2 separate regions of the Homo sapiens genome follow, and region 2 is linked to region 1. A link is an interaction called in ENCODE POLR2A ChIA-PET data of the cell type or tissue named here. Cell type or tissue: PC-3. All regions are shown on one strand. Each heading gives the region's core, and the rest is flanking DNA. Links, peaks and the distances in the headings are about the cores only.

The links. ChIA-PET counts read pairs that join two places held together with the same protein. Peaks named below come from ENCODE experiments on the same cell type or tissue, not always from the same donor. Only the 100,000 strongest peaks of a DNase experiment are listed, where the experiment ranks them.
Region 2: POLR2A ChIA-PET joins it to region 1 with 5 read pairs; 2 of 35 experiments call an interaction of 5 or more read pairs at or near these places.

What each region holds. Positions count from the first base shown.
Region 1 is chr21:26,677,090-26,693,096 of GRCh38, forward strand. No RefSeq gene overlaps it. Among named protein-coding and RNA genes, the nearest start is that of CYYR1, 110 kb to the left of the region's middle. In PC-3, for the core only: no CTCF peak of the experiment used is centred there; DNase peaks (open chromatin) are centred at 7,922 and 9,372; H3K27ac peaks cover 815 bases.
Region 2 is chr21:26,809,113-26,825,119 of GRCh38, forward strand. No RefSeq gene overlaps it. Among named protein-coding and RNA genes, the nearest start is that of ADAMTS1, 28 kb to the right of the region's middle. RefSeq lists an enhancer at 9,654-10,275. In PC-3, for the core only: a CTCF peak has its summit at 7,090; a DNase peak (open chromatin) is centred at 7,089.

The DNA.
Region 1 (16,007 bases), core at 3,398-11,397:
AGAAATAAAAATGAGCTAGATTCTGCTTTGGTAATCTTAAGTCAGCCAGTTGTGCATAACCCATCTTAGAAATTCTATCAGCACACGTATTTGATCAGGGTCTCCTGAAAAGAAGACTGATGTAACTAAGACAGTGAAAGAGTGAAATGCAAAGAAAGGTGAAATATAAGCATCCTGTCTGGTTTTGAAAAGTAAATTAATATTTCTACTAGAACTTAGACATTGTTTCTATTATAAGCACCTGAAAATTTTCCAGTAATTGTCCAAATATCAGGTAAATAGAACTCATCCATTAACATAAGGCAGTTTATAGTGTCCCAGGAGATATCGACTAGTAATAAAAGACAAGTTTATTAACCATACAAAGCTGGAATAGATTATCCTCAACTATACCTTATTTTAATTAGTGTGGATCAACTACTTGTTATATGTTTTTACCTTTAGTAATTACTAACCGTAATCTTCTGAATCATAGGACAGTAAACACTAAATTTCTTGCTTTATTTCCACCATTTCCTAACTTGCGGGAAAAATTGTGCTGTGTATCTCAGTACTAATCCTTTAAAAGGCAAGAGCTTTGATTCGCTAATTGATTCTCTCTCTCTCTCTCTAGCTTGCCTCTCTGTTCTTTACTTTAGGTTTAGTGTTTGCCTTTTTTTTTTCTTCTCAATAGCCAAATTGTATTTCTCAATTTCTGCCTCAATAATTTTGGCTTCAGTTCAGATATACAGAGGATTTGGTAAGTTTTTTGCTTTGAGCCATGGTTCTTCCTTTTGCTTTAACACTCAACCACACCTACAAAGAGAACACCATTGTTCCCTGCATTATGATTTAGAAATGGCAAACATTGGCTGGCGCAGTGGCTCACGCCAGTAATCCTAGCAATTTGGGAGGCTGAGGCAGGAGGATCACCTGAGGTCAGGAGTTCGAGACCAGCCTGGCCAACATGGTGAAACCCCGTCTGTACTAAAAATACTAGCTGGGCGTGGTGGTGCACACCTGTAGTCCCAGCTACTCGGGAGCCTGAGGCAAGAGAATCGCATGAACTCGAGAGACAGAGGTTGCAGTGGGCCGAGATGGCACCACTGCACTCCAGCCTGGGTGACAGAGCTAGCCTCCATCTCGAAAGAAAGAAAGAAAGGAAAGAAAGGGCAAACATTACCCTCTTTAAGCCACTTCAGGTAACTTGATTTCATGCAGAGTCACATCCAGATTTTTATCTTCCCTGCAGTCTTTCATGTTCCTTTAAGTGAAATGTGTCTTTGTTTTGTTCTCTTTCTCATTCCCTCCTTAATTTCTGCTTTCATGTTCAAAATAGATTTTATTATCTGTTATTATCTGTTCCCAGTAAGACTCAGCTCAAACTCTATCAACTATTAGAAAACTATGCAAATAGATTAAGAAAAGCTTTTATTGTTGCCCTCAAAGGGATGGCAATCTAATCTTTCCAAATATGGAACAACATACAGGCAACTATCAAAAAGGCATGAGAAAGAAAAGAAACTTTTTATCTGAGGAATGTCAGCCCCTGCCCCACAGGCATCCCACCTAAGGTAGGTAATCATCTAGAAGCCACCTGCTGTATAGACTCTAGACTCAGTATCACCATCAGTAGCTATAAATTAACCTAAAACTGCCATACGCTGGACACAATAACTCATAGTTCCACAGTACATAGCCAATCACTAATCAATGTTATCTCTGTAAACCAACAAGAATTCCTGAGAAACAGATTTTGTAATTGCCTCCCTACTGATTCGTCCTTTTTTCTTTAAGAACTCAAGACTCTGTTTTGTTCATGGGAGTACTTCCCAAGATAACTTAAAAGTGCTTCCTGAGCTGCAGTCCTCAGCCCTAGCCCAAATAAACTCTTTACCTTTACCTATATTTATTTTGTCTCAGTTTCTTACTTTGGGTCAATGGTCACATTAACTTTGTGTATGGCATGAGCAATGGTGTAGGGAAGCAAATGTGAACCTAGCTCGAGGTGTTGTGTTACTCCCCGAACTCTGTGGCCCTGAGTAACTTAAAGACTTCTATACATTTAAGCTAATCCATACATAGCACTGAAGGTAGTTTTGAGAATTGATTTACATAAGGCTTCTGAAAGTAATTTATAAACTATAAAAACTACACAAATGCTTATTTTATCATTTGCTTTGTTTCTTTAAATTGTGCGCACAACACAGCAGGGAGCTTCTTCTGTTAGCTCTTTAATAGCCCCTAGCAAATTTACAGGCAGAATTCAATAAATTTTCAGTCATGGAAGTTAGCAGATGTTAAAGAAAATCATTTGAATCATTCCTCTAGTTACAAAAATACACATTCCAGTGTGTTTAGCTATCTGTAAAATTACAGTAGCAGTGGTTATGAAATAGCAAAGAATGACTTTATTCATCTGTGTTTAGAATATAAAGGCTGAGAAGGCGTATTAGGGGTAGCAGAGCAGTATTGAATGTAAATGCGCAGCAAGAGGGAGAAACGATGATGTTGTCATACTCTTCTGGCCTCATTACTCTGAAGGAACTTTCTTTTCCTTAATGCATCTATGCAACTCCCTGAATGTTAATGAAAGTGGCATGTGCCCAATGAGGAGAAAAGAGATCTAAGATTAAAAACCAACCCCAATGATGCACGTTTCATAAGCTGATCTTACTGTTCCATGCACTACTTCTTTAAAATTCTGTTTTTTTTTTTTTAAGGCACATTAGCAGTGTCTATTTGATGCCTAGAAAAATTTCAAATGGAAGAAAAGATTTGTTTGAAAAAGTAAGGGGTGAACAGTTTCCACTGCAAACAAAAACTTCTGGTCTTAGAACTGTTTTTGAAGATACATAATTTTGATAGTTTTTACAGAAAGGTAGGGGTGTAACTTAACAGTTGTTTGTCCAAGACATTGTCACGTGCACCAAGCATTTTGCTCCTCCATGTCCAATCACTATTTTTTGTTGATGTTGTTGTTGCATTCTTATGGTTGGAGAGTGGATCAAGTGTATCTGGTTGCAGTTTCAGTTAATTTTAAGATCATTTGTATGTCCTTCCATTGTCATTTGGAATCTTTTTACCACTTGGAAAATTGCACTCAATATGTCGTTGTCCAATATCAAGGCCAAGAGCCCTACTCCCACATTTTAAAATATTGTAATAATCTATCACATTTGGAAAGGTTATAATAGAGAACCATCATTGGATCTCTTCTCAACAATTCTGCATATCTTTAGGACATCTTTTCTTATATGCTACCCAGAATGTGGCTGGACTTCACTTTAAAGTTGTCTTGAATTAAGCAAAATTAGGAAAGTGAATACCATATATGGGAATCAATTATCAAATATTATGTTATCTACTCTATTTGATAAATTACATCACTGTCCCTTCAATTACAATAGATACCTGACAAATAAGCGTCACCATGCTTATACCAAAATGTGAATTTTTTAAAAAAGATTAATGCTAGCTTCCATGAATTCATTATTATTTAAAACACTCTTTATTAAAGTATAATCTTATACTATGTACATCGGAATTACCTGGATGCTTTAAAAATGTTTCCCGGTCACCAGTTCTGGAATTCTATTAAGTAGACAAAAGGGGTGTGTAGATATTACTGCATTATTTTCCGTGAAGCGTGAAACTCATAAGTAGCCATAAAAAGAAATAAACATTCATGGAATATATGACCATCGCTGAGAACCAAAACTTGTTAATTTATTAATTTGTAATTTATGTGTGTATTACAAAGGACACCGTGATAGAATATGGTTTGCAAAATATATAGTACATATTAAATTTTTAATAGTTACCTAAGCAATTTCTCCAACTGAAGTATTTTGAGAAAACAAATAGTTTAGTATCAAGTTTAAAATAATTAGTTCTTCATTTGAAGTAAATTTTGTAATGATAGCTTACTATCGGCTCCTGAATACACTTTAGACAATAATTCTGCTAATATAATATTAATTATTTTTCTAGCAGGATATGTTCTTCCAACTCCATGTTGTTTTTGTCATCCAGAGTCTTGGAATTCTACTCTTACAGAAAATAGATAACCATTTTATTTATCTTCTTGGTGTTGAATCTTCCAATGCTTTCATCACTTAAATCAAACAGTCATAACGTCTTTGATTTTATTGTTTTTAGCAGCTGTAATTGTATTTTACTCTCAGAAACATGCTCCAAAGCATTGCTTGGTCATTTTAATAAGAAGTTAAAGTGCTACTAATGTAGATGTCTGTGACTTCAAAACAAATGGCAGAAAATAAAATAACTTTAATTTTTATTACTTCAAGTTGTATTTTTTTTTTTTTGCTTTGTTTTCAGTCCTCACAATAAAAACAAAAAGTGGGAGGAAGAGATCTTAGGAAGAGAGGAAGATAATTTTTTTTTTTTTTTTTTTTGAGATGGAGTCTCGCTCTGTCACCCAGGCTGGAGTGCAGTGGCGCGATCTCGGCTCACTGCAAGCTCGGCCTCCTGGGTTCACGCCATTCTCCTGCCTCAGCCTCCCGAGTAGCTGGGACTACAGGCGCCCGCCACCACGCCCGGCTATTTTTTTGTATTTTTAGTAGAGACGCGGTTTCACCGTGTTAGCCAGGATGGTCTCGATCTCCTGACCTCGTGATCCGCCGAACTCGGCCTCCCAAAGTGCTGAGATTAAAGGCGAGTGGAAGATAATTTTTTAAAAAGTTTATTCGGAGTACATGTTCTATGTTTCCTGCAGGCCCTGTGACTCATCCTTTATAGCATCTAGTCAAGCTGATCAGCTTCTAAGAACAGATGGAAATGAAGCCCTTCCTCACTATAATGCAGCCATTAGATGATTATCCAGTCCATTCAGTTCTAAGTGCAAATTCACTATCATTTTATTTCTAATCTATCTACCTTTAACTGATGTGGCGAGCAATTTGACTTTACTTGGCTTACTATTGTGTTTCTGTTAGAAAGTAATGTGATGCACATACCTAATATGAAACTTTTACAACAGAGAAAGAGATTTTAATTTAAAATAGCTTTCTTACTAGAGCTTGGACCAAGTTCATTTTCAGAAGTTATTAACAAGATGATACAGGTATCAACATAAAAGTGCAAGGGTAGTTGGTCATTTGATTTTGCATTCAGATCATATATTTTATTTTCATTGTAAAATATTTGAACTACTCAGGATCCAGTTTATGAGGGCTCTTTTGTGTGACTGTTACAAGTAGAAACCCATAATAATATAACCAAGGATGTGAAATTGCTTTATGCTAATATTTTAACCTGTGGGAGTGTACTTTCTCCTACTCTTTTTTTGAAATGTACAGCCTCATAGAGATGCATAATTTTTACCTACTCATTCTTAGTAGCAGAAAATGAGATTATCAGTATAGTAAGAAGCTTTTAGTAAATTAAGGAATTAAAAGGATAGTAGTCTCTTTATCAAATACCAGGATTATGACTACTCCTACCTCCTCTTCCAATTTTTTTTTCCGTTGAGGTTTTATAAGTGATTTGCTTCACAGTACAGATGTTTTTATAGATCAGCACCTGCAAATTTATGCTCATTTGAGTCTATATTTATGTGACAGCTGTCAGTCTGAAATCAAAGCTTTGTGAATCATACATTGAGATAAGCTCAATTAACTACATCAAGAAAGTTTGATAGCAAAAGTGGTCCAGAAACATTTCATCATGAAGATTGCAGAAGTCATTGAGTCCCTAGACACAATCCTTGCATCTAAAGTAACAGTTATCAGTTTTAACACAAAAAGTAATAGATGTAGAAGTTACTTGAAATAAAAGGCTAAAATACAACCTTTGTCCTAAATGCTTTTGTAAACTGATCAAGGACTCAAAGCCCACATGCCACATCCATTTGTCACACAGTTATTGAAAAGGAGTCAGTGTTGACTGGTGCACTTGGAGAAGTCTTTTTGCAAGAGTAGAGTGAATAGTGAGTACTGACTGATCAAGAGGAGGCAAATACATGGAGGAAAAAGAGAAAGATCATTTTAGACTGTAAATTCCCTGAAGGTAGAAAATATATCTCTTCATATTATCTGTCAAGCATCTACCACACAGGTTGGCTGAATTATTTTGAAGAAAGTTTGGGATAGCGCAGGAAGAAAAATTATGAAGTGTGCAGGAAGTGGCAAAAATTGACCTATGTTGAGTGGAGGGTATATTCTGGAATGATTAATGTGGATGCAGAGGGAAGATCATGACATTGGCTGTATTATAAAAGCTGAAACAGCAGTAAAGAGTAATTATAAGAGATGATGGGTGAAGTAGTGATTACTGGGTGTCTTTTCAGTGAAATGATGAGTTTATCTGGTTGTATAGAAAGGCGCACCTTAGATTGTTTTTCTGTTGACTGAGCTATATTGCAGCTGAGTAGAGGTAGAAGTTAGGTTGTAGAAAATTTGTGACTATGCAAATAAATTTTGATTGTTTGAGAAAAAATTGGTTCCTTCTCTGTAGAAAAGATGAGCCCAAAGTTTACATTTTATTGTATTATATGACATTAACCAGTTTTGCATTTACTAGCAACTGCAGTTCAGCATTCCTGATTTTATATACACAGCACACACACATATACCCATACATATACATTTATATGTATATATTCTGTTCTCTCTTGAACTGCTTTTAACATCTTACTGATTGTCTCAGCCATTAATTCCCTCACTTTAATCCTTGTTCATTTCATATTTGAACAAGAATCATAATTTTGCCTTTTTGAAAATTTAACATTAGCAGCAGGATAGATTGTCTGGGGAAGAAGTTTGTAAGTCTAGAGATCAATCAAGACTGTTTTAAGGAATTCTATCCCTCAGTACTCAAAGTAGGAAGTTGAGGTCCTACATTTGGGTAACCAGCATATTTTGGAAAATAATGGAAAACCTGAGACGTTTTGAAAGCAAAACCAGAACAGAATTTTTTTTGGGTGTATATATAGACAAGTCAGAGGTAAAGTTGTAGCTCGTAAGCCACTCGAGGGAAAGCAAAGATCTGGGCCACCCTTGATCTTTTTTCTAAGACATGATCTAATATTTTATGAAATGTATCCCCAGGAGGCTTAGGTGACTTGCTTCATTCTCTCCTCTGGGAGTGTTCCTTGCATCATATTGTGCCAGGGAGTTGCTGCCAGGTCTTAGAAGTTGCTTGGATAGTTTACAAATGGGGAAGTACATATTGATAAAGCTGGAAAAAACCTTGGGGAAAAAAAAACAAGTGAAAATACCTCAGCAACAACATACTGTTAAAAATTTCTATTTACCTCTTGTCAACAAATACATCTTTAAATACACAAACATTTTTAAACATTTAAATACAAATACTTTTAAACATATTACTGTGATGGGAAGAATGTAAGCAACCTGTGTTCAATGAAAATAAAAAGTGATGTAATTTATGACATTCATTCAATGGAGTATTATTTATTCATGAAAAAGTATGCTTGTGAAATTGGTATTTTAACAGTCATTTATGGTATGATTTATATGGCAGATTACTAAATTGCAAATAAAATTTGACTTCAACTAAGTAAAACAGACAAACAAAAATATGTATCTGCTGATTGAGACTCCAATGTTGGCCCCAGAAATTTGTATTTATGAATTTCTTTCAGATAATTCTGTTCAGCAACAAGATTTGGGGATCATTATTCAAATTCAACAGATTCTGATTCACAATAATTTATTTAGCAATCTGCTGTCTTCCTGCCTACTGATACATTTATCATTTCAGAAGAGAGAGCAACTTGCATGATTTTAATAGGGTAAATTTTTGGGAAATTTTGATTTCTTAGAAATTTATTCAGTAAATATGATCGAGCATCTACTATGTGTGAGACATGATCACAGAGGCACTGAGGATACATCAACAAACTCCAAACTTGGTAAACATAATAAGTAATATTCACCCTTTATTTAAACTGAGTCACTAGAATGTAAATTACTATACGTACATTCCAGTGGCTTAAATTCTAATGACTCAATGTAAATACATGAAGAGAGAACTTTACATGTTAATGTCCCTTATCTAAAGGAATAACGTGTATGTATGACAGAGTAGCTTCTCTACATTCTTGCCCAAGCATAGCAGCTTTAGCAAACGTGTACATAAGGCTGCCTATGTATCCAGCACTATTCTAAGCATTTCATATGCATCAGGATAGTTAATCACATTTTATTATAGTAGAGTAAAAGATGACAGGATAGTATATTCTGTCTTTACCAGCCCCTCACCCAACACTCAGCTGCTCACTCACTCACGGACAAGAATGCCTGAGGAAGCCCTGGTCATTTCACTCAACATTCCCTCTACTTTGACTGTGCTGGGAAGTCTTTACCTCTTTTCCACTATCAGCAATCCCCCCTCTTTCTTTCCAATTTTCTTCTTTTCCAGTCAACGACTACATGCCCACTAAAGGAGGGCTCTAAGAAGTGGTCCTCCACCTGCAATATCTCATATAAAATCTGCTGTAGGTCTATGATGGAGGAATTCATACAGTGTTTAAAGATAAGAAATACAAAGCTTAGAATGCTGAAAGGTTCATAACTAGCTTCAAACTCTGTATTATGGTTAATTTCCATGTGTGATTTACAAGTGATACTAATATGCTCTTGATTTGTTTTCTAAAATTAGGATCTTAAGAACCACTGGGTTGGTGAAAGAAGTATTGGATGAATCTGTGTTTTCCAAATTCAACCAACTTGGACAAACATAGTAGATGCAAGTTATTAGTAAGGTTCTAGTTATCTGCTTGGATAAAAGCCTCATGAGTGTTCATTATCTTGTTATGCTTTATAACAGACATATGTTACTCTATTATATATATGTTATCTATAAGATATATATAATGTTATATATAATATCAATTAAATTAAAATAGATCAAAAAAAGGAAAACAATAATACAAATATGCCCATTTAAAAATCTGGATAGAATAAACAACACAATTGAATGATAACCTTAGCATATTATATTTGAAAATATACAAATTCTAAGCTACAGTTTATCCCTTCCTCATTTCTTAGATCACTGCGGTTGGAACACTAGTTTTTTAGTAGAACTTATATTTCTATCATCGTAAGTTTTGGTTGCATAAGGTTATTAATAGTTAAACAGGTTTCTTTGCTGCTTGATATATTTATTATTTAAGGTGCAGGTTTAGCTAAGCTGCAAAACTATAGTGGCTTAAATAAGATATAAATGTATTTCTCTTGCATATTTGGTCCAGTGTTGGGCAGAATATCTAGGGCAGGTAGGAGGCTCTAGATTTCATCTCTGAGTATAAGTAGCTCCTAAATTGTTACTTCTTCCTGACTTCAGAATGTGAAGTGAAAGTAAGCAGCTTCCTTTCCAAAGAAGTGATTCGCAGGTGCACATGTCACTTCCTCTCATGCCCCATTAGCCACGTGACCACAACCAGATGCAAGGAAGGCTGGGAATTGTAGTTGCTAGATGGGGCAGTAGGAGTGAGGAGGGACCCCAGGGATTCTACGATTACAATGAGGGAGGAAAAAAAATGGATATTGGGCAGATAATATTGAATCCTGAAAAACAAACTCTAAATATGGAAAAAGTGAAGCATCCTTTAAGTCCTTTAATGTAGATGTAGAATCTGCTCTTCAGTGGTCCTAATAAAGCAGGGCTTTGTATTTCATCGTCCTTTTCATTCATAAAAGATACTCATTTTTGGTGTGTGTTTGTGTGTGTGCATGTTTGCGCACGCGTGCATGTTCATGTGTGCTATCAATGGCTTTAATTTGATTGAAGATAAAATTAATACTAGGAACTGAAATACTTTCGAGATAGGCTGTGCACAGTATGACGTCACCACTTTAGCTGTCTTATCAAATTCAGAGCATACAATTCATGTAATCCTTGTTTCCCTTCCACATTGACCAAGGTAAGATAATTCCAAACATAGCTTAAAGAAATGTCTTATACTAAGCTTCAGAAAATATCAGAAAGTTGCATTATCAGCAATGCTAATGTAGCAAAAAGCAGGTGGGCTCATGCCAATGTTCTCCTGAGAGATGGTTATGGAAGTAGATTGTGGTAATTAATGAGTGAGCAGTTGAAGAGTAATAAAAAAGAAAAAGTTTAATTAGGAGTAAATGGTAAGGGAGTTTAAGCATTGGAGGAATAATATTAACATTGTGGGAAGTAGATTGAATTATGTTTAAGATCCAAAAATATTTGAAGCTATCATCTTATTTCCCTCTTTATGTCACGCCTAAGTAGGAATCTATATGAAGCTACTTTTACATCATACAGTTTGTTTATTCCTTTATTATTAGTGAATTGCTTTAGACTAACTCTATCATACTTCCAATTTTGTTATCTACATGATTTCATTGTCCTTTGATATAAATCTACTTTTCCTAGCTTGTGAGCAAAATTTAGCTAACATAAAATCTTATTTATGTATTTATTTAATTAATTAATTTATTTTTTTGAGACAGAGTCTTGCCCTGTTGCCCAGGCTGGAGTGCAATGGCATGATCTCAGCTCATTGCAGCTTCTGCCTCCCCGGTTCAAGTGATTCTCACCTCAGCACCCCTGCCGAGCAGCTGGAATTATAGGTACATGCCATCACGCCTGGATAATTTTTGTATTTTTAGTAGAGAGGGGGTTTCACCATGTTAGCCAGGTTGGCCCCGAACTCCTGAACTCAAGTGATCCTCCTGCCTGAGCCTCCCAAACAGCTGGGATTACAGGCGTGAGCCACTGCACCCAATCAACATAAAATCTTTAAGGCATTATTTGTGTTTAAAGTAGGGTGGGGAATTTCTGCATCCGAAATTAGTCAATTGACAGTGTTCTACAGCATGGAGTATCAGAAAGGATATCTGTTTCTCCAACTTATGACAGCACACATGTATATTTTTGCCTGGAGGAGGGAGGGATATGAAAAAAGATTTGAGAAGAGAATGAAGAATCTGAACTTTTGGGCAGGACTCATGTATAAAATGACTGAAACTTTTTGTTTGTTCCTTTGTTGAAGGTTAGTCTTGCACAGAGTAAATTATGGTACCGTTGAATCTCCTGGGCACCCTGAGTTCAGTAAAACTTATAAAGATTCTTTAAATCATATTATACTTTCTCTTCTTTGTATGATAGCCTTGATAAGTGCAGGGGCTAGGACTACTGCAAGTAGTGGGAAATTAGGAAGGCTTGTCAGAGACACTGAGGGCGTCTCAAGGATTCTGGATAGGAATGTATCAGCTCTAGGATATAGCTGCGTTTGTTGAGGTTTTTGGCTTGTCCACAGCTGAAGATATTTGTAAAGATTTCAGTAACTTCAAGACCCAATGTCATCCATTCTATTAAAAAATGGAAGATTATACTTGCTTAGGACCTCTTCAATCTCAGCATTATTCTTTGTAAAAAATTCTCCTCCACTTTAAAAAATGACTCTTGACCATGTTGTCTTTACTATTATTTTCTTTTGGAAAAACACACAATTTTTTCTTAAGAAAAAAATCATTTCCCTGCTTATTTGTCCTCAAATCCATGGTATATTAAATAAAAATGACTTATTTATTACCTTTCTAATGAGCCACTTTCATAAACTGTGGTTGATAAAACAACTTTTGGAACTACTTGCATATTTTACTGGTAACATTTCATCTAGAACATTAAAACATTTAAGGTTTTTAGAGGTATTCAAAGGAGTGATATGTATTCATATTGCATGTGTTCACAATAGTGTAATCTTTCCTTTTCTTTTACATCCTCAGTTTTATTGAACTAGAGGAAACATCCCCCATTCAGATACAATACTCATTTTTATAAAACATTTAGGCAAAAAAGTCACAACTACCTTACATAAAGCCTGTTTAAACCTCTCAAATTTCATAATCCGATCAACATTTACATTCTTATATTCTGGTCACAGGAACTTTTATTCCCTACCCCCAGACCATTTTAGCTTTTCTGGTGAAAGAGAATTTAGGTTCCTATCAGAGAGTGGATCCAAGGCACTCAGGCCTTTTTGTCAACGTTTGTCATAATTTGCCTTATTGTTGCCCCAGGCAATGTCAGCTTTCTCATTATAATCTTTGCCTTTTAGTTTTCCGTAAATTTCCCCAGTCTGGGGCAAATGCAGAAAACTGGTGTGGGCCCTTTAATGTTGGGAGACCAGCAGGGTTTCCCTTTGGTTCACCCAACCATTAATAGTGTTGTTAAGACCTTTGTTTTAACCCCATAAATTTTCATTGTATTTATTTCATTTCTTAATAACCGTCGAAAGATTTTCACCACCCTTCAGGGGCTAGTCCTTTGAGTCCCTTTTACCTTTCCAATTTTTTTTGTTGTTAATTACCTTAATGTTTTATTAAGCATCTGTAAGACCCATGAAGGATAGCAAATTTGATAAGGCTTCTCAAACAGCTGTATGATTCTGCAGGAGTAATGTCACTTGGGATGCCCGTGGAAAAGGCGCCCTTTTAACCCCAACATTTATTATGACCTGGGTAACAGGCATATTCAGTGGGAAAATACCCCAGTCATCATAAAGCCAGTCCCACATGGCTTGTATATGAAGCATATCAGTTGCTTCTTCTGGGAATAGTTGGAATCTTATTCTTGAGAAGAATTAGAAACTTATTTCTCAATAGTGACACTGGTGGAATAGAATAATTTTGTGATAAAGCATAGTGACATATTTTCGGACTCTACCATTTGTTATACAGCTGGGATTAAAAACCTCATTTATTCAAGAGCACCATGACTGGTTCCATTAGGTAGTTAGGACAATTTGTAAATAAAACAACAAAAGATCCACTTAGCATAGTATTATGCTTTTTGCAGGACACTTTTCTGGGTGGACTTGGACTAACCCAGTTTTCCCCACTTTCTCACTTGAACTTCTAAAGCATAAAAGTAGAATGTGCTAGAAATGTAACATTCTGAGATAGGGAGGGACTGGCCAGAACAGTGTGGCCTCTGTTTCAGTTCCCACCTAAAAACAGGATGTATTTCAATGCTTTAGCCCAGCAAGTCATATGCCCTGGGGTTTAAAACCCAGAGTAGGCTGCCGGGCGGGGTGCCTCACGCCTGTAATCCCAGCACTTTGGGAGGCCAAGATGGGCGGATCACCTGAGATCAGGAGTTTGAGACCAGCCTGGCCAGCATGGTGAAACCCCGTCTGTACTAAAAATACAAAAATTACCTGGGCATGTTGGTGGGCGCCTGTAATCCCAGCTACTTGGGAGGCTGAGGCAGGAGAAGTGCTTGAACCCAGGAAGCGGAGGTTGCAGTGAGCCGAGATCACGCCACTGCACTCCAGCCTGGGCAACAGAGTGGCGGGCTGCTTTCTGCAATCTTTCAGCTGTGCTGCAAGTAGGGCACTCATAGTCAAGACTTTATCAGCCCTGGGGCAGCTTTCCTTCCTCTTGGGGGACCAGCTCATAGTGAATCCTAAGCTTCTGCCTATCTATAAGTGTATTAGTCCGTCTTCACGCTGCTGATAAAGACATACCCGAGACTGGGCAATTTACAAAAGAAAGGACTTGCAGTTTCACGTGGCTGGTGAACGTCTCACAATCACGGCAGAGGGTGAAAGGTACTCCTTAGGTGCCTGCTGCCAGAGAGAATGAGGAAGAAGCAAAAACAAAAACCCCTGATAAGCCCATCAGATCTCGGGAGACTTATTAAGCATCATGAAAATAGCACGGGAAAGACTGGCCCCCGTGATTCAATTACCTCCTCCTGGGACCCTCCCACAGCATGTGGGAATTCCGGGAGATAGAATTCAAGTTGAGATTTGGGTGGGGACACAGCCAAACCATATCAATAGGTAATAAATCTGCCTCATGTAACTTGTGTGCATGGGTGTTCTATCTCACCAGACTCATACAAGCTCGTAACCAGTGCATGTTAAGCCTGCTTCACACTCTTCAGCATGCTTTGCTAAAAAGTTTTTGCCACGTTAATTTTTTAACATTGCATGAATTTGTAGACATAAAAATGAGAAAGCTTACTGAAGACACTCTACATTTGTTTCATACTCAATATAATATTTCTTCTTGAGTATAATAAGCTACCTAGCTTATAAGTTAATATATTTGGATAAAAACCAACTTAAAAACTTAGCTACATTTCTATGCAAACTAATCTTTCATCAAAGCTAATTAGTGATTTTAAAATGCTATCAAATACCATCTTATCTTGTATAAGATTTTAAAATTTGGAAGGGTAGCTCAAAATCAATTTGGGTTAATTCAAATTACATCTCAGAAACTAGAGAGTTAAAATAATTTTTTAAAAGGAACTTTATATATTGCCTTAACACTTTGTGAATAAAAATCTTTTATGTTTTTCTCCCTTTTATTTATGATCCTTGGATATCATTTGAGTTCTTGCTAAAAGCTGCCATTTTCATTTCTACAGCTTAATTGCTTACAAATTAATGATTCATAATATTTCACAATTTTCACTTAAATGGTCTGGCATATATTCCTATTGTAATCATGTCATAAAATTAAGGGGAAATTGAATGCCTTGCAGAGTCCGATAAAGACAAGTTCATTCTTTCTTGTGCAATGATTTCCTATAACATTTGGAGTTATATCAAATCTAAATTTGTATTCTAAGCAGAAATTACATGTGTTTTTCCCGAACATGTGTTTTCTTATGCTCCTAACCTGTGAAATAGGAACTTATAAACTATTCTTTTAAAGGCAAGCATATCAATTTAGATGTCTTCCTTTGCAGAGAAAATCAGATACAAATAATCCTATGAAAATATAGTTGCATAAGAGTGAACCATCTTATTGTTTATTTCAGATTTGCTCATACCAGCTTGTGTATATTGTTGAGACAGCTCACTGAATGGCATTATTCAATGGTTTCTCTTTGTGGCTCATCGCCTTTGAGACCATACTTATAAAGTACACCTAATGGAAGTGTCTTAGAGCCTTCTTAAGTGTTTTGCTGAGCCAGGAGAGGAACTGAATTATAGATCAAAAGAACTAACGTGTTTCAGTTGGCAAAAGGTTGTCTTAGTCTTCACAGACTTGCCAATCTCTTCTTCCACCAATGAAGTATTTCACTCAGTTAGCTATAGGAAAGCATTTGTTTGTTATGAACAAATTACTTTAAATTCAACTCCTGACTTATTGCTGAAAATGTAATTTTCCTACACACACACAGACATACACACACACACTTACACACATGCACACAAAGTAAACTCTGTCCTAATGTATTTGCCCAGTAGTTTTTTTTGCTTTGTTTTGTTTTTGTTTTAACTGAACTGGGGCTGGCAGAAAAAAAGCAACAGAAACTGGAGAAAAATTAAAAGAGAAACAATATAAAGAATTTGATATAGGAATGACTAAGCTTACTTAAATGAATTGTGAGATATAAACTTGTCAATATGATTTTGGTTGCAGAAGATTGTATATTACATAAGCTTCACAGATGACATGCATATCCAGAAACTACAGTAATTTACAGGGGCAAACTCTGCAACTAAGAAAAGGAGACAGAACTGTTTCCACTCAATGCATTCCTCCATCAAAGAACAAGGTAGCAAAATGGTTGAGAATTGCGTATTTGGCAAGACACTGCCTATCTTTAACACCTGGGTATGCCACTTGCTACCTAACCTTGAACAAGTGACTACTTCTCTATGTTACATTTGTTTCATCTGTAAAATGGGGGTAACACTGATGTCTAGTATAAAATGCTGTTGGAGGTTTACATGAGATAATCCATATAAAATCTCTAGCGCAATGCCAGTCACATAGTAAATTCTCTGTAAATATTAGTTCTGACTATGCTTATAAGCACTTCATCTTCAAATGTGGAATTTTTGAATATTACAATGGGAAGGTATTGATTCATTATTTATTCAATAAACATGCCTACTGTGTCTTCAAAAATAAGACCATAAAGGATGGTGAATTAAAAATAAAGTGCAGGAAAGGAATTATTTTTTTCTAATGTTATATGATGGTTAGCACTGTACAGAAAAACAGACTCAACCCTCTAAATCAGTTGTCTGTTTTATT
Region 2 (16,007 bases), core at 4,056-12,055, 130 kb after region 1:
GCCATTTATATTTGGCATGCATAAATGTCATGAAGAACAGGGAAAAAATATAATTCATGAGCAAAATGCATTTTATGCTACTGTTCCCTTGCCAAATTAAGTATTATAGTTGGAAATTTAGGGTGGAGGCTCACTTTGGGAAAAAAGAATCAAATTGTCTGGGGATTTTGCTTTCATCACCAAAGGGATTTTATGTGTTTGGAAGGATCATCAATTCCTGACTTGGTGGTAGACAATACTCTTACTTCACGCAGGTCCTGCAGAATTCTAATATGGCTTGGTTGAAATTTCTTCTTTTGACTAGAAACTTTTTTCACATTTTTTTTCAGTATTCCCTTTGATGCAGTCAAAATAGGTGGACAAATACGTTGTCTACACTGAAACAAAGCTTGCTTGAATTCACCTATATGATGATGTCTTCATGAGCTTGCTTTGCCTTTCCAAATCTATCTTTAAAAGATTCACTAATCTCCAGATTTTAAAACATAGAGGAATGTTCCAACAGTACATTTTTCAAGTGATGTAAAAAGTTCTTGGAATTAATTTGTCATCAGCCTTGCTCTAAGGACGGTGTTGTTTCAGCCATGGCCATTTAGGAACTGATCATTGCTACCTACAACCCTGTTGAAAAGGCCCACTTCGTGCAAAAGTCAAAAGTAAAAAAAAAAAAAAAACTTTGTATACATTTTTTTTTCCACTGGATGTATTACATGGTTAAATTTATTTTTTTAAATTTGGAAAACAAACTTACTTTTAAGCACTTTCATGTCCTAACAAGTTTAAAACACACATAGAAGCGGAAGCATTCCTTCACCTGATGTTTCAGCGTTCAAGGTACTGAAAGTCGCTTGCTCATACAATGATATAAAGTTGATGAGTAATAAAGACACCTGATTTTATTTTTGCTCATGTGTCTCATGATGACAAAATTTGAGACAGGTCAACAAGAAATATTTACTAGATCTAGTAGTTGTTACTACATTTAAATTGATAGTTTCTAATAATGATGTTTTGCATAGGTCATAAGGAATTTTCTGTGAGAAATATTAGGAATAAAAGGATTTTCTTCACTCTTCACATGTGTTCTACAGATGTTCACAGACTAGTCTTCCTTTTATAGGCTCTGAATAAAGATAAAATATGGTGGAAATCAACCAATTCGTCATTGCTGTTTTATGCTGTAGAAATTACCCTTAATTTTCACTTACCTTTGTGTTCAAGGTCAAAGCCACCCCCATGAAAACTCCCAAACTACACACCAAAAAAACAAATCAAACGAAATAAAGCATTGCAAGAATGTGAAATTTGTGTTGAAAACATCTGGCTGACTATTCTCCCAGGCTATGCTCGGCACTCATTATTCATATAAATTGTGAGAAAGGTTTGGTGTCTGAACGTACCTCTAGCCCCTATGATGTGCGTATGTGATTTTTGCCCAAGTAGTCATCACCACAATCCTGTATAAGAAAAATAAATTTGAATTTGCTGTGAGTCAGCTTCATCTTTTAAATTAAATATGATGATAATACCTGCTTTAATTATCTTAGGGCTTCTTATGAGGATAAGATGAAATTTTTTAAAAAGTAAATGTATGAGGAAAACTTAAAAATACCAACACTTTAGCAAATTTTTATGCTTGGCATGCAAAATCATATCTGATTTGCTTGGCAACTGAATGTGATCATGTTTTTGCCATCAGAACTCTCATTGTCATGGGTAATGTAATCCAAATATTTTAGTTCCCAGTGAAAGAGTCAAGAATAAATAAGACAAACACTGCATGCTAATTCTGGCCATGGAGACTGAATATAACAGAGATTTGAATGAGAAAATCTGGTTTGGTGTCAAGCATAATAAAATAAAGAAGAGTTTGTTGATGGGCAAAAGGAAGAGATGGGTTGAGAAAGTGCTGTGCTCCCTGCTGAGAGAGTAGTTTGACTTTGGACAAAATAATAGCTTCAGTTTCTCTTTGGATTCATTATTGCTCCTGGACTCTCTCTAATTTGAACCTTGTAGGGGTCATCTGTGCCTCTGTCATCTCGAATACTCTCCACTTCAATGAATCATACTTCACACTGCCAGGATGACCACCCAGAAAGGCCTGTTTATGTAGGACTTGGCTGCTGCAGAGTTCATCTTAAGTCCCGAACAGCTGAGTTGGGAGCTCCACAATGGTCTCCTGTTTGTTTCTGGGCAGGGTTGGAGATAAGATCATCTATATAGCCTAACAACCATCTGTGAGTTAATCTGTTGGAATTCTCATCTTATCACTGCATATATTGGACTGTGCTGTAGTGGGCATACATTTTCTAAAATGCTGTCTTGGCCTGAAATAAAGAATATGTCAGGAAAGTCAATGTCAGCCTATATACAAACAAGGAAGTTGAGATTAAGAGGATACAGAGATAAGCTATCAGCCGATTTACACCTTGTCGCCTTTCTTCTATTCCTTCAATATGATTTTATAATCTTACCATTTTAACCACTAAAATAGTAGAAAACCAAGATGGGCACTTTTGGCTAAATCAATAGTAACTGTGCTTTGAGACTTGAGCAAGATTGTGGAAGATTTTGCAATGGATAAAGGAGATTATTAAATATCCTTTCAATGAAATGCAAGAGCCTTTGGAGATTATGTGGTGCTATGGGGATGTGTGCCTTCATTTTTGACTAGGCTTTTTTACAACTCTGTAGAGGTAGAAGTGAACTCATAGAAATTTGATAGGAATGGAAATAGTTTTTGTTGCTAAAAATGCAAAGTATGTCCCTTGGATTATAATCGATGATTTACCTCCACTAAATCTCCCAAGCTTCACAACCAAAAAACCAAACCAAAACAAAAGATATCATCATAAGAACCTGAAATTTGTGTTGAAAGCAACTGACTGATATTGCATTAGATAGCCAACATGTCTTGTTATAACTGGTGGCTCTGAAAATTTGCATTTTGAATATATCTAATAAATTAAAACTCTAGCAAGGAAGTTTTAGAAAATGACTACAATATAGTAAATGTATTCATACGCTCTGAGAAAAGTAGACAAATGAGAAACCCATATAGCTCATGCCTTTTCTGGGTTCAGATAGAGATCAGTAAATGTTTTTCAATTATAATCATATGGTCATTTCAAAAGCAAATCTAGAAGGATTGTTTGCAATCACCACTGTTATTCATAAGTAAAAGTTTAGATGGAAAATTTTGTGTATTTTGTGTGGGGGTGTATCCTCTGAAGAGTTTATGCTACTCACTACAATGTATACTTTGGCTCATCTGATTGTTCCTGGCACAGGAATATAGATGCTATCATTGTCTTGAGACCCTTAAGTTTACATTCAGCCAGATTTCTTTATCTCCTTCCAATATCAGCCTCAATCTAATGATCTTTCTCTTTATAAATTTTCCTCGGTGCCCTCTTTTCAGGCTGACTTGCCTGTCCAGAAAAGAGGGATTTTCTTTAATGTGGTAAAATATACATAATATAAAATTTACCATTTTAATTATTTTTAAGTGACATTAACTACATTCACCTTGAAGTGGAACCATCACCATCATTCATCTCCAAGTCTTTGTCATCACACCGAATAGAGACTCTGTATCCATTAAATAATAACTCCATATTCCCTCCTTCTCCCTGACTTTGGTAACCCGAATTCCACTTTTTATCTCTATGAATTTGACTCTTCTTGATACCTCAAATGTAAAATCAGACAATATTTGACCTTTGTCTGTCTGCCTCATTTCACTTAGCCTAATGTCTTGAGGATGTTGTAGCATATGTCAGAATTTTATTTCTTTTTGTGGCTGAATAATATCCTATATACGACTTTTTGTTTATTCATCCATTGATGAATATTTGGGTTGTTTCCACCTTTTGGCTGTTATGAATAATGCTGCTGTGAACATGGGTGTACAAATATCTGTTCGAGTCTTTGCTTTCAATTCTTTCTGGAATATATCCAGAAGTGAATTTCTGGATCATATGATATGTTGATGTTGAAATTTGAAAATAAATTTTTAAGGAATTCTTTAAGGAAACACCTTGATTGAAAACAATTTGGAGGAGGAGCAGCCTACTGGGGAATGTATTATTTAGTGACATTAAAAATTATGTAAATGTACTGTTTTCCTAATGGTTGCACTTCATCCATATTATGTCAGTGCTTAGTATGCGTTGTTTGACTCTAGGCCAATCCACCACTACCTTCATTAAAGCATTAGAGTCAAAAACCTTTGTCTCACTGGTTTTCACCTCTAATTAACTTCATTTCTGAAAGTGCTTTGAAATAAATTTTCCATTCTGAGGGAAAGAAGCCAAAACAAAAAAATCCAACAAAACCCACGAAGTTTCCCACATGTGAGGATTTGTTTGCTGCTTTTATCTATCGCAACATTCTCTCTAACAATCTCGTTCACAATTGTGGACTACTCAGGGTTCTCCACAGAAACAGAATCAATAGGGTGTGTATGTGTGTGTGGAGGCAGAGAGAGAGAGAAAGCCTGAGATAAATTTATCTTAAGGATTAGTTCACATATTTGTGGGGCCTGGCAAGTCCCATATTTGCACGATAGGACATCAGGTTGGAGACTCAAGGGAAAGCCGATGTTGCAGTTGAGTCCAGAGGCAGTCTACAGGCAGAAATCCCTCTTCCTCAGGGAGGTTAAGTCTTTTTCTTAAGACCCTCAACTAATCGGATGAGGCCCACCCATGTAATGGAGGATAATCTGCTTTACTTAAAGTCTGATTTAAATGTTAATCGCATCTAAAATTACCTTCACAGCAACATCCACAAGTGTTTGACCAAGTATATTGGTACTATGGTGTAGCCAAGTTTCGCATAAAATTAACCATCATGATAATGCACTTCTTTAAAAAAAAAAAAAAGTGGAGGAGTGTTATACAAAGCTTAAATTTTGTAACCTCATTTGATTTGGGTTATTATTGGCTAAATTCTCATTTATCTTAGTCATTAAGCAGATTTCAGTTTACTCATAAATTATTTTTGTGTGTTTCCAAATATTTTTTAGCACAAGTTTTGCCTTGACAGTTGGATTACATTTTCCTTAAAGCTTGGGTCAAGATTTATTTGGTAATATCCTACCTATTATCAATGCCATCTATTATAGCACTCGAGGCAAGTCAGTGTTCACCAATCACCAAGTAAATACTTTGGCAGTATCTGAAACTTCAATTTAGAGTTAATTTCCTTCCTGCCATCACCAGCACTGTCCGTTGTAGCCATCGGTTTTTTATGGAATCTTTATTACTTACAGTTATGTCCATTTTGTCTGAAGTCCAAAATGATTTAATGGGCCATTGCTTTACCATTTTTTTTTTCATAATTTCCCTGAACTAAAGCTCTGTCCTAAGCTTCTTTCTACCTCTAAGATTTTGCTCCAATTTCTGCCATACTTGGAGGAATGCCATTCTCAGCCTATCCCAATCCCACCCATTGTTTAGATCATAGTTTAAATTCCTTTTCCTGCACAGATTTCTCAAGCATCCTGGTCTACAGTACTCTATGTTTACTCTATTGCCTGTTTTATCTGCAACTCTTCATGTTGTTAGGAAAGCATATAATACCACCTCTTGTTGTTCAGTAATTTAATATGGGAATTTGACTTCCCAAAGGTAAATGTAAACGTACAGACATACACTCTTTGATTTGTCTCACCCTTCCCTCAAAAGTAAATCAAAAACTCTATCTAGGCCGAGTACAGTGGCTCACAACTGTAATCCCAGCACTTTGGGAGGCTGAAGTTGGGGGATAGCATGAGTCCAGAGTTCAAGACCAACCTGGACAAAATGGTGAAACTCCGTCTCTCCAAAAAAAAAAAAAAAAGTCAGGTGTATGTGCACCTGTAGTCCCAGCTACTTGGGAGGCTGAGGCAGGAGGATAGTTTGAGCCTGAAAGCTTGAGGATGCAGTGAGCCGAGATCATGCCAAAGCATGCCAGTCTTGGCAGCACAGCGAGACCCTGTCAAAACAAACAAACAAACAAAACAAAAAACTATATAGAGAGATAATGAGTAAACATTTTTTAAAAAATGAATTAATACAAACATACTGGGATCTTGTTCAGTGTAAGGTTAGTCCCATGTGTTTCTGAACTTTACCTTGGGTTTGTAGTCAATGTATATGTGTTAGGTAAGTGTTTTTGACTTTATGTTTATGTGTGACTTGGAAACAATATTACCTCATTTGAATTACTGGCATATTAATGATGTCAAAACCTTATCTTTTGAGCATTTTTTCTACTTAAATTCAGAGCTGTTTCATTTGAACACTGTGTTTACCAAGCTGAAAAGTCTCATGTTCTCTTGGATAATCTCCAGTCAGAGTTATCTATAAATGATACTTCAGGGACTTTCTTTACAAACTGAATTTGGTTTTCTTTGTACAGTGCAAATAAGTAAAACCAAAAATTAAAGTACATGAAAAAACATTTGAGCTAGTTATTTCTTCAGCTAGCTCACATGCAGCTGTTAAAATCTGTATAGACCATTTTCTGTTCACAGTCCCATTATTAATATTTTGTAGAGCCTTCCTTTAGCCATTTCTCATTTTCAAGCTGGTCTCCTATTACTGGGAGTACATTGCAGCATTTGCCATTTTATTTGGGATTGGGACAGTAATACAGTACTTCAACATTGCTTTCATTTCCCAGTATGTCAAACAACATACAAATGTCAAGTATTTTTAGTCTCTGCATCATCATCGTTAACAGGATACCAGACTCCCAATGTGCATTCCATCTCCAGCGTACAAAATCACAGCAAGTCATTTCACCAGGGAATAAAAGAGCTTTCTACCCAAACGCTGTTACAATTTTCACACTTCGAACGGTATGAGTCTTAAAGCATTTGTAGTCATAGCAACTGTTTTTTAAATTTTGTATATAATCATTTTAATTATTAAGTATTTGATATAAAATATAAGGAAAAGTTAATACATGTATGAAAGGTAAATAGGCAGGCTTTTAAAATTACCAAAACCCCTACATTTTCTAGGAAGGAATTTATTATTGTTTGATGAAGTTAAAACATGCAAGCAGTTAGTGGGACAGTTCCCACTTAGCTCCACTAGAGGTCTCAATTGATATTTTGTGTGTGTGTGTGTGTGTGTGTGTGTGTGTGTATATATTTGTGTGTGTGTGTGTATGTGTGTGTCTGTGTATATGTTTCTGTGTATATATACATGCATATGTATATATGTACACCCATAAATGTGTACGTACATATATACATATGTATATATGTGTGTATATACATACATACACACACAAGCATATATATATATATATATACACACACACACACACACACACACACACACACAAATGTATTTTTTCAGACAAAGCTAAAATGCTGCACTGCTATTGTGGATGATCTTATAGCAGTATTGCCAAAAGGAACAACCACCATAGGAATAACAATACCTTTTAAAATTCATTATAAATAAAAACAAACTCTAGTACCTTTCTTTTTCCAAGGTTTAAAACTTTATTGTACATTTCCCTTTAAAACAAGGACCATCATTTAAAAACATCTTTTAAAAACTCCCAATACTTTTTATACACACAAGCAAATATAAATAACCATGTTTCTTTATATTAAAAAAAATGGGAAATTTATTTGGGGTCATTTCTTGTGAACTTTTTTTAAACCACCTATAAGCTTGCTCTTTATTATGACCATAATTTTATATATGTGTAATAAAATAACATAATAAAAATTATATGGTCATAATTGTTATTTTTAGAAGCTCTGACTTTCCATCATTAAACTTATTAATCAAAAGTGTATGCTACTTATTTTCTAATTTATTCTGAAATGTGAACCAAGGAAATGGAGAACATGAAATTTTTGCTTCAAGAACTTAGACAGTATAAGTAGTGTTTAGAACCTTGGTCATCTAGGAGAGCCATCACCCCATCAAAAAACTCTCATTAATTATAATAAAAATAAAATTCATCCAAAAACATTTTCATGAAGTTAGGAATTAGTTACATTTAATAGAAATATATATATGAATATATATATTTTTATATAGTTTCTATTTTTAACATAAAATAGAAAATATATAATAAAATTATATTTTAATAATTTTATTATTTAATGTTATAATAAAAATATAATTATATACTAAATAATTATAAAATTTAATACGTTATATAATTAATATAATTATGTTATAATAATATAGTAATACAAAATTATGTAATTTTGTTTTATAATATATAATTATGTAATATATTCTATATTATATAATTATGTTAAAATTAAATTATATAAAAATTTATTCTATTGTGTATTACTATATATACTCGCTATAATATATAAATATTTTTAATATATAGTAATATATATAAATATATTTTTATATAGTATATTATAAATAACATATATGTATATATAAATATATTGTTATATATTATAAATGATATATCATATACTTATATATAAGTGTGTATAAGTATATATAATTATATATAAAATACTGTATATTATTGTATATATTATGTAATACATATTATATGTATTGTATATAAAATAGAGAAAATATATACATTGTAAATAGTTATATATTTATATAAAATAGATATTTATGTCTATTATATATACTATTTTACATGTAAAATATATATTTATCTATTTTTTCCTCTTAATTCAGTACTTTAGGAAAACAGGTTTTTTTACTTTATGATGGAATGCACCACTCACATTACTTGTTGCTTGTTACTTTTGGAATACTGTCCAGGCCATAATTCACCCTAGCTTGCCTAAGCTTTTGTTGGGGCTGATAAACTTGTCAGCTTCTAGAAGCTTCTGAAGGCCAGTTGAACTCAGATCCATTCTTTTTACCAAAATACCTTCTAAGGTAACTGAGTTGTGTGTCCCTAAATCAGGGCAGGGTTGAGAGCATTGAATCAGCTAGAAAATGACTATAGTCAGCCATGTGCTCCAGGTATTAATATCTCAGTAATATGTTTATTTACCCCGTGTGCCGGAAGTTTTATATATAATATCTCACTCAGTTTAGAGTAATCTTTTAAGGTAGCTCCTCATTTTTATAAAAGATGAATCAGAAATGCAAAAAGGTAATTTACCAGTTCCCAGAGAAATTTGTAAGTACAGACATGTCAACCTCAGTAGCAGCAAGGGCATAAATTCCCCTCTACAGCTACTTGAGCCATGGTAACTAGTAAATGTTTAAGCCATGGTTGTTCTTTGCAGAAAGCCCAGATGTTTGTCAATGAGTAAAACTTTTATTGAGTTTCTACTATGTCTAGACTACAATTCTAGGAACTCGACAGGAGGGAGAGCTATAAAAGAAAAAGATGTGGCGTTATTATTAAGAAACATAAAACCCACTTACAGAGACACAGCACAAGAGTATAAAATCCGGGTGAACACTTTTACAGGGAATGTGTGTCTCCTGGAGGCCTTAGCACATGAAAATGATAGAGTTCAAAGTGAAAGCCTTCAAGTGATTCTGTGCTAAATAAAGGCAATTTAAACCAAATATATTTCTTTTTTTAGTAAACAATTAAAATGACAGTATAATGGGTTTAAATTGAAAAAAAAATAATGTTTTAAAGGAAATTGCCTTGGCTATCACGGTGTGATATCTGCCTTCGTGCACATCTCTGTGACTTAAAGTCCAATACCAGGATATAATGAATTACACATGGCTTTTGGCTTTCCAAGGTATTATCCAGTGAGAAGAGATATGAGAAAAGGAAAAGGATCTTCGACCGTAAAATTAAAATAACTCAATTATCTTACCTTGTTGAAGAAATAACAGACCTAGAAATATTAAATGACTTGCTCAAGGTCATATACTTAGTTTATAAAAGATCCCGGACTTCAAACTTAAAAGACTGTAAGCAGAAAGGATTGAAGAAATGTTTGCCCATTCATTTTTAATGTGCTAAAGTGTAGCCATGAAAGCATAGCAAGGGCTTCATGCTGGGAAACTGAAATGGCAGACAAAGCAAACTAAACAAAGACCCATTGTCTCATTATGAACTAAGATTTTGAGGAGATTGTGGGTTTACTATGAAGAGCTTAAGGAGCACTAGTTGGGGAGGGGAGAAGTATGACTTTATGCATAGATTTAAGGGACTCTGGGCTCTTTGTGGTTTTAATCAGACATACGATAGTTATCATAAACTATAATTATTATAAGTTACACCCGTGTCCTCCTAGCACAGATATAGTGATATGCATGTATATTATGCATTTTCTCTGCACTCTCTCTGCCTGTATAGTTATATTCATTTGGTAGAACCAAAAATGCATCTTATGGCAAATTTTGATTTCAAGTTGAAATACACCAGTCCGTATGGAGAGTGTTGTCCAGAAATGCAGATGGTTCTTTGAAGAAAAGTACAATCAAACATGGCAGAGACAGTCTTACATAACAAATAACAGGGCTGATGTCAAAGTTATTTGCCAACAGAATACAGTATGTACACCATTAAGTACTTTGCTGTCTTCATATGAATTTGTCCTTAGAAAAACTGCCCCAATCTAAACTGTTACATTAATATCTACTACCATATTAGGATTAGGAGTGCTTACTATGTGTCAGGTACTAGTTTAAACACTTTGCAGGTATTATGAGTGGGATAATTATACCAACTGAATGAAGTACATTACTATTTTCATCATTCCCATTTTATAGATGGAAAATCAAGGTAAGGCAAATTAAGAGTAAGGCAAGTAAATGGAGGAGCTAGGATTCGAATCCAAGCAGCCTGATTCAAATTTTGCATGTTCAGTTGCTATGTCAACAACATCTCAATATGACTGAATCTTTTTCAAGAGAGAAACCAAAACCCAAATGCAAAAGCACTCTGTCCCTTTTAAGGTTGTCATTTGGGAAGTACATACAACTTTCCTAAGAATGCTGTCATACCTTAAATATTTCTGAAATGGATACCTTGGAATTAACGTCAGAGCCTGCAGCTCATTCTTTGACTATCTCCTGTGGTGGCAAATCTCTTTTTGAAGGAGGATTTTGTTTTGGATGCAACCAAAGTCCCTTGCAGCCAAATACCATGACTAAGGTGGGTCTCTAATCTGGGTGATGCCATTTTTGGTCAAAAAAGTGAAACATGCCTGGGCGGCAATGGGGCAGATTGTTTCTCTAAATTGGCTCTGAGGACAGTTCCAAGGAGGAGCTTCAGAGCCTCTGGAGCAATTGCCTGCTCTGGGTTCATGACTTGTAGTCCAAAGTGATTTGACTTGGGGTGAGGGTGTGGTCAATTTAGATATTCAAATCTGGACAAGTTTATCATCACTTGCCTCTGTAACTTGGATTTAATTTTTAAAAATTCATAAATCCAAATAGTCAATAATTTCTGTAGACAATCTTTTGGAAAATTAAGTTGACCTATCTCATTGAGTGAACAGGGATGAAGCTAGCAAAACAGAAGGCATCCATCTGTGTCTTTATTTTTTGCTCCATGCCGGAAGGGTTTCCTGTCCACCCAGCATACCTGGTGGTATTACCTACACACGCCACTCATCTGTATGAGTGGCTGAGCAAGAACGGATCACATGGATCAGACATTTTTGTCTCTGTTATTTCTTCTCCAATATCTGGAACACATCTCCCGCCTGTTTTCATTCCTTTCAACTCAAAGTATCATGTTATGTCTCTACTCCTTCCTTGACCCCTTGACCTGAAGTGATCCCTTGCTTCTGTATTCCTGAGCTCATGTTATTGATGCAATTCACTGGACTCACTTTCTTGTATTGTTATTTTTTCTTTTGTATACATTTTATTTCTCCAGCTATACTATAAGACTAAAGGCAAGAATGATTTTTTTTTCTACCCATTTTATCTTCCTTTCTTTCCATCCTCTTTCCTTTCTCTCTTCCTTCCTTTCTGCATCCTTCCTTTCTCTCCTTTATTTTCTCTCCTTTTTTTTTCTTGTGGGCTCTTATTCAGGCCCTAGGACAGTTCCCTATACAAACTAGTAGCCCAGCGATATTTACTGATTCTTACTCATTCTTGTTATATCAATGGAATGAATAATCTAATTGCCCACTCTGCATATTTATCTTTCTTATTATAATTTTCTTGAGAAAATGTTAAGTTGTTTTCCTTCCTTTGTTTCTTCCTTTCTTTTTTTCTTGACATATACTACTTGAAGGGTTATATTTCAAAAAAAGGCAGCCTTAGTTAAACATCTTTTTTTATTTGTTCAAAGTGATAAAGGGCAAGTATACTACTAAAACTGATTCTATCTTCTTTGCAAGGGATGTTTTTCTTAAAGATATGCTATTAAAGTATAATTGACTCCTCTTGCTACATAAAACCTTTGGGGTCTACAATTTGATTCTTCAGAAGTCTTTGTCAAAATATTGCTTAAAAGTAAGCATTTGTTTTACCAGTATTCATTCTTATATTTTGGGGGTTCAAAATATAAATAAGTATAATATCCAGCAATCTAAAGCAACTTTACTTTTATTGATGCTCTATAATCAACAAACATTCACATTTATTCACATTTTAAATTGTACCTTTTTGTGTGTGGCTATTGATAAAGTCAAGTCTGATAAAATAACTAATTATATGGTCCCACAGTTTGTGGATAGGAAAATTGCTCAGAAAAGTGTTCAGTTCTCTAATTTTGGACTGTTAATAATGCCTTCTTTTTCACTTGTAAAATGATGCTCTTTCCTTTCTCCCAGTCATGCTAAGAACTGAATTTTACTGCTTCAACCATGCCTGCAATATCTAGGAGAGTCCCAAGTGAGGTTTCTTAGAAATGTTTACAAATGCAGAGGATCAAAAGCTTTTCTAAGTATTTAGTTTTGTTTACATTTTAATCTTTTAAATGGCTCACATGCATATGGATGTTAAAGAAAAAAAAATACAGTGCTATGATGACCTTAGGTAGATAACCCAAGTCCTTTGTTTTAAGAAAAGAAAAAGGAGACTAGAGAGCAAAGATAAACAGGATATTCTGCATTTTTTTTAGCAATCTTGTACTGTTGTATATTACATTTGAAGGCCAAATTTAAAAGTTATGCTGAAGGTCTATATGAGAATATTCTGTTATCACTACTGTCAAAGGAAGTCATCAGGACATTTTAATTAGAAAACCACAAGGTTTAACTAATATCTAACTTCTAAAAGAAATTGACCTTGTATTATAGAGCATATTCCAGAGTATGCTGCAGTTTGATAACTAGATATCATCATCTCTGTGGGTCTTTAATAGCAAAGGATCCTGTCCATAGGCTTGGGCTAGCCTTTGAGAATATGTATCCTTATTGTTTCAAATGAAGGTCTCCAGCCAACTTCCATTTATTTGGAATTAGTTTATCAAACCAAAAGATGATGTACACCCCTGCTTTTCTTTTCTTTCCCCTGAAGTATCCTTTGAAATGAAGTTAGTTTTTATTATTACCTCTGGCATACTCTGGGAAGAGAAGAGATATAGCCAAACCTGTTGATTCTACTCCTGTTAATAAGTTTGGTGAAAACACTGAAGGTGAAAGGCTCTGGAACATGCAGAACTGAATAAACCAACTTGAAATTAATGAAAAGCCAGAGCAATATTGTAATGCCAGCACCGCCAGAAGTCGGTCAGTATTTGTGTTCTTTATTTGGTGCATTTCTCTGCTTTTATGAAAGATACAGCAGGGGTCTGATAAATTCTTAGCCCACTTTAAAGAAAAAAATGAAACTGTGCACATAACTGATCTGATACATATGGTGAAGAGCTTCAGATGGAAACCAAATATCTTGGAGATTTAACTATTTACTTAATCTTTCAGCTGAGCTCCCTCATCTACAAATTCAAGGTTGCCAAATGATATGGTCTGCCTGTGTCCCCACCCAAATCTCATCTTGAATTACTACAATTCAAGATAATCGCCATGTGTTGTGGGAGGGCCCTAGTGGGAAGTGATTGGATCATAGAGGAGGTTTCCTCCATGCTGTTCTCATGATAGTGAGTGAGTTCTCATGAGATCTGATGGTTTTATAAGTGTCTGGCATTTCCCTGCTGGCACTCATTCTTTCTCCTGCCGCTCTGTGAAGAGGTGCCTTCCACCATGATTATAAGTTTCTTGAGGCCTCCCCAGCCATGCAGAACTGTGAGTCAATTAAACCTCTCTTCTTTATAAATTACCCAGTCTTGGGTATTTTTTTCATAGCAGCATGAGAATGAACTAATATACCAAATATGACCTCTTCCTGCTTTATCAATGGACTCTACTTCCTTCAAGTTTGAGAGCCAAGAATCTCTCTGATGGTCTTCATATTAATTCCCTTCTCTTCACTCAGCATTTCTTTCCTCAAAAAAAATTCCCTTGATATGTGCTTCAGGTAGTCATAATACATTTATCTTTTGTCCTTAAGATTAAATCCTGAGTACCTGCAAGCAAAAAGTGGTTTTTCGTTTTCATTCTCTACGTAATTTTCTTCCTGTTGGTAGAAAATTGGAGTTCTAGGAGACTTTAATATAAAATATTGAATTTTTTTGTATCCTATGATAATGTTTAAATCTTGCCTCTGTAGGAAAAGTGATAAATTCACAACCTATTACAATAGAGAATCCACTTAATTGCCCTATATTTTACATTGCTGCGGAGCATAAATATTTCTTCCTTCCTTCCTTCTTTCCTTCCTGATTCTTACTTTAATTACCACATAATGATTTCCTCCTGCACTCTGTACTGAACCCTGTTTAGAGAGTGTTTCTGTATTTTTAAGTGTGAGTACTTTAAATACATTTATACTCCTCAAAAAAGCAAGAGTAGAAAAGAACACTAATATATGTCATATTTTAAATTGCTTCAAATACCGATATTGATTTGTAAATTAGACAAAAGAAACATAACTTCTCAGTTTATTTTTAACCTTTTATTGTAGAAAAAAGTCTAATTATACAAAAGTAGAGAACGAAGTATGCATCTCTATCACTCAGCTTTAACAATTATTATCATTTTGTTCATCTAGTTTCATCTATCTTCACATTTTCTATTTTTGCTTGAAATTTTTAAAGAAAATTCTAGACTTTGTATTATGTTACTTCAGTATCTAGCTTTAGTTTTTGAAACAAGATACAATTTAGAAATATCTACCCTAGTTATGAGAGGATAGGATCTTTCCATGGATGTGTTTTTGTTCAAGGTAATAAACACCACTGCATCAATAGGCCAGTGTACCATTTTAATATGTTATATGATGTCAGTACTTATTGGATATTCTTTTCTTCTACTGCTAAGGGAAAAACTTTCTCTGCCCCACTGACAGTTTCTGTATTAGTCCATCTTCACATTGCTATCAAGAACTACCTGAGACTGGGTAATTTATGAAGAAAAGCGGTTTAATCGACTCACAATTCCACAGGCTGTATAGGAAGCACCGTTAGGGAAGTCTCAAGAATCCTGGTGGAACGTGGAGGGAAAGTTGGCCTGTCCTATATGGCTGGAGCAGGCGGAAGAGAGAGCGAAAGGAGAGGTGCTACACACTTTTAAACAACCTGATATCGCAGAACTCTTATCATGAGACAGCACTAGAGCAGTGGTGTTAAACCATTAGAAACCACCCCCATCGGCCGGGCGTGGTGGCTCACGCCTGTAATCCCAGCACTTTGGGAGGCCGAGGCGGGCGGATCACGAGGTCAGGAGACCAAGACCATCCTGGCTAACACAGTGAAACCCCGTCTCTACTAAGAATACAAAAAAATTAGCCCGATATGGTGACGAGCACCTATAGTCCCAGCTACCCAGCTACTCGGGAGGCTGAGGCAGGAGAATGGCGTGAACCCGGGAGGCGGAGCTTGCAGTGAGCTGAGATCGCGCCACTGCACTCCAGCCTGGGAGACAGAGTGAGACTCCGTCTGAAAAAAAAAAAAAAAAAAAAAGAAAAGAAAAAGAAACGACCCCCATTATCCAATCACCTCCCACCAGGCCCCACCTCCAACACTGGAGGATTACAATTCAACAAGATAGTTGGGTGGGAACACAGAGCCAAACC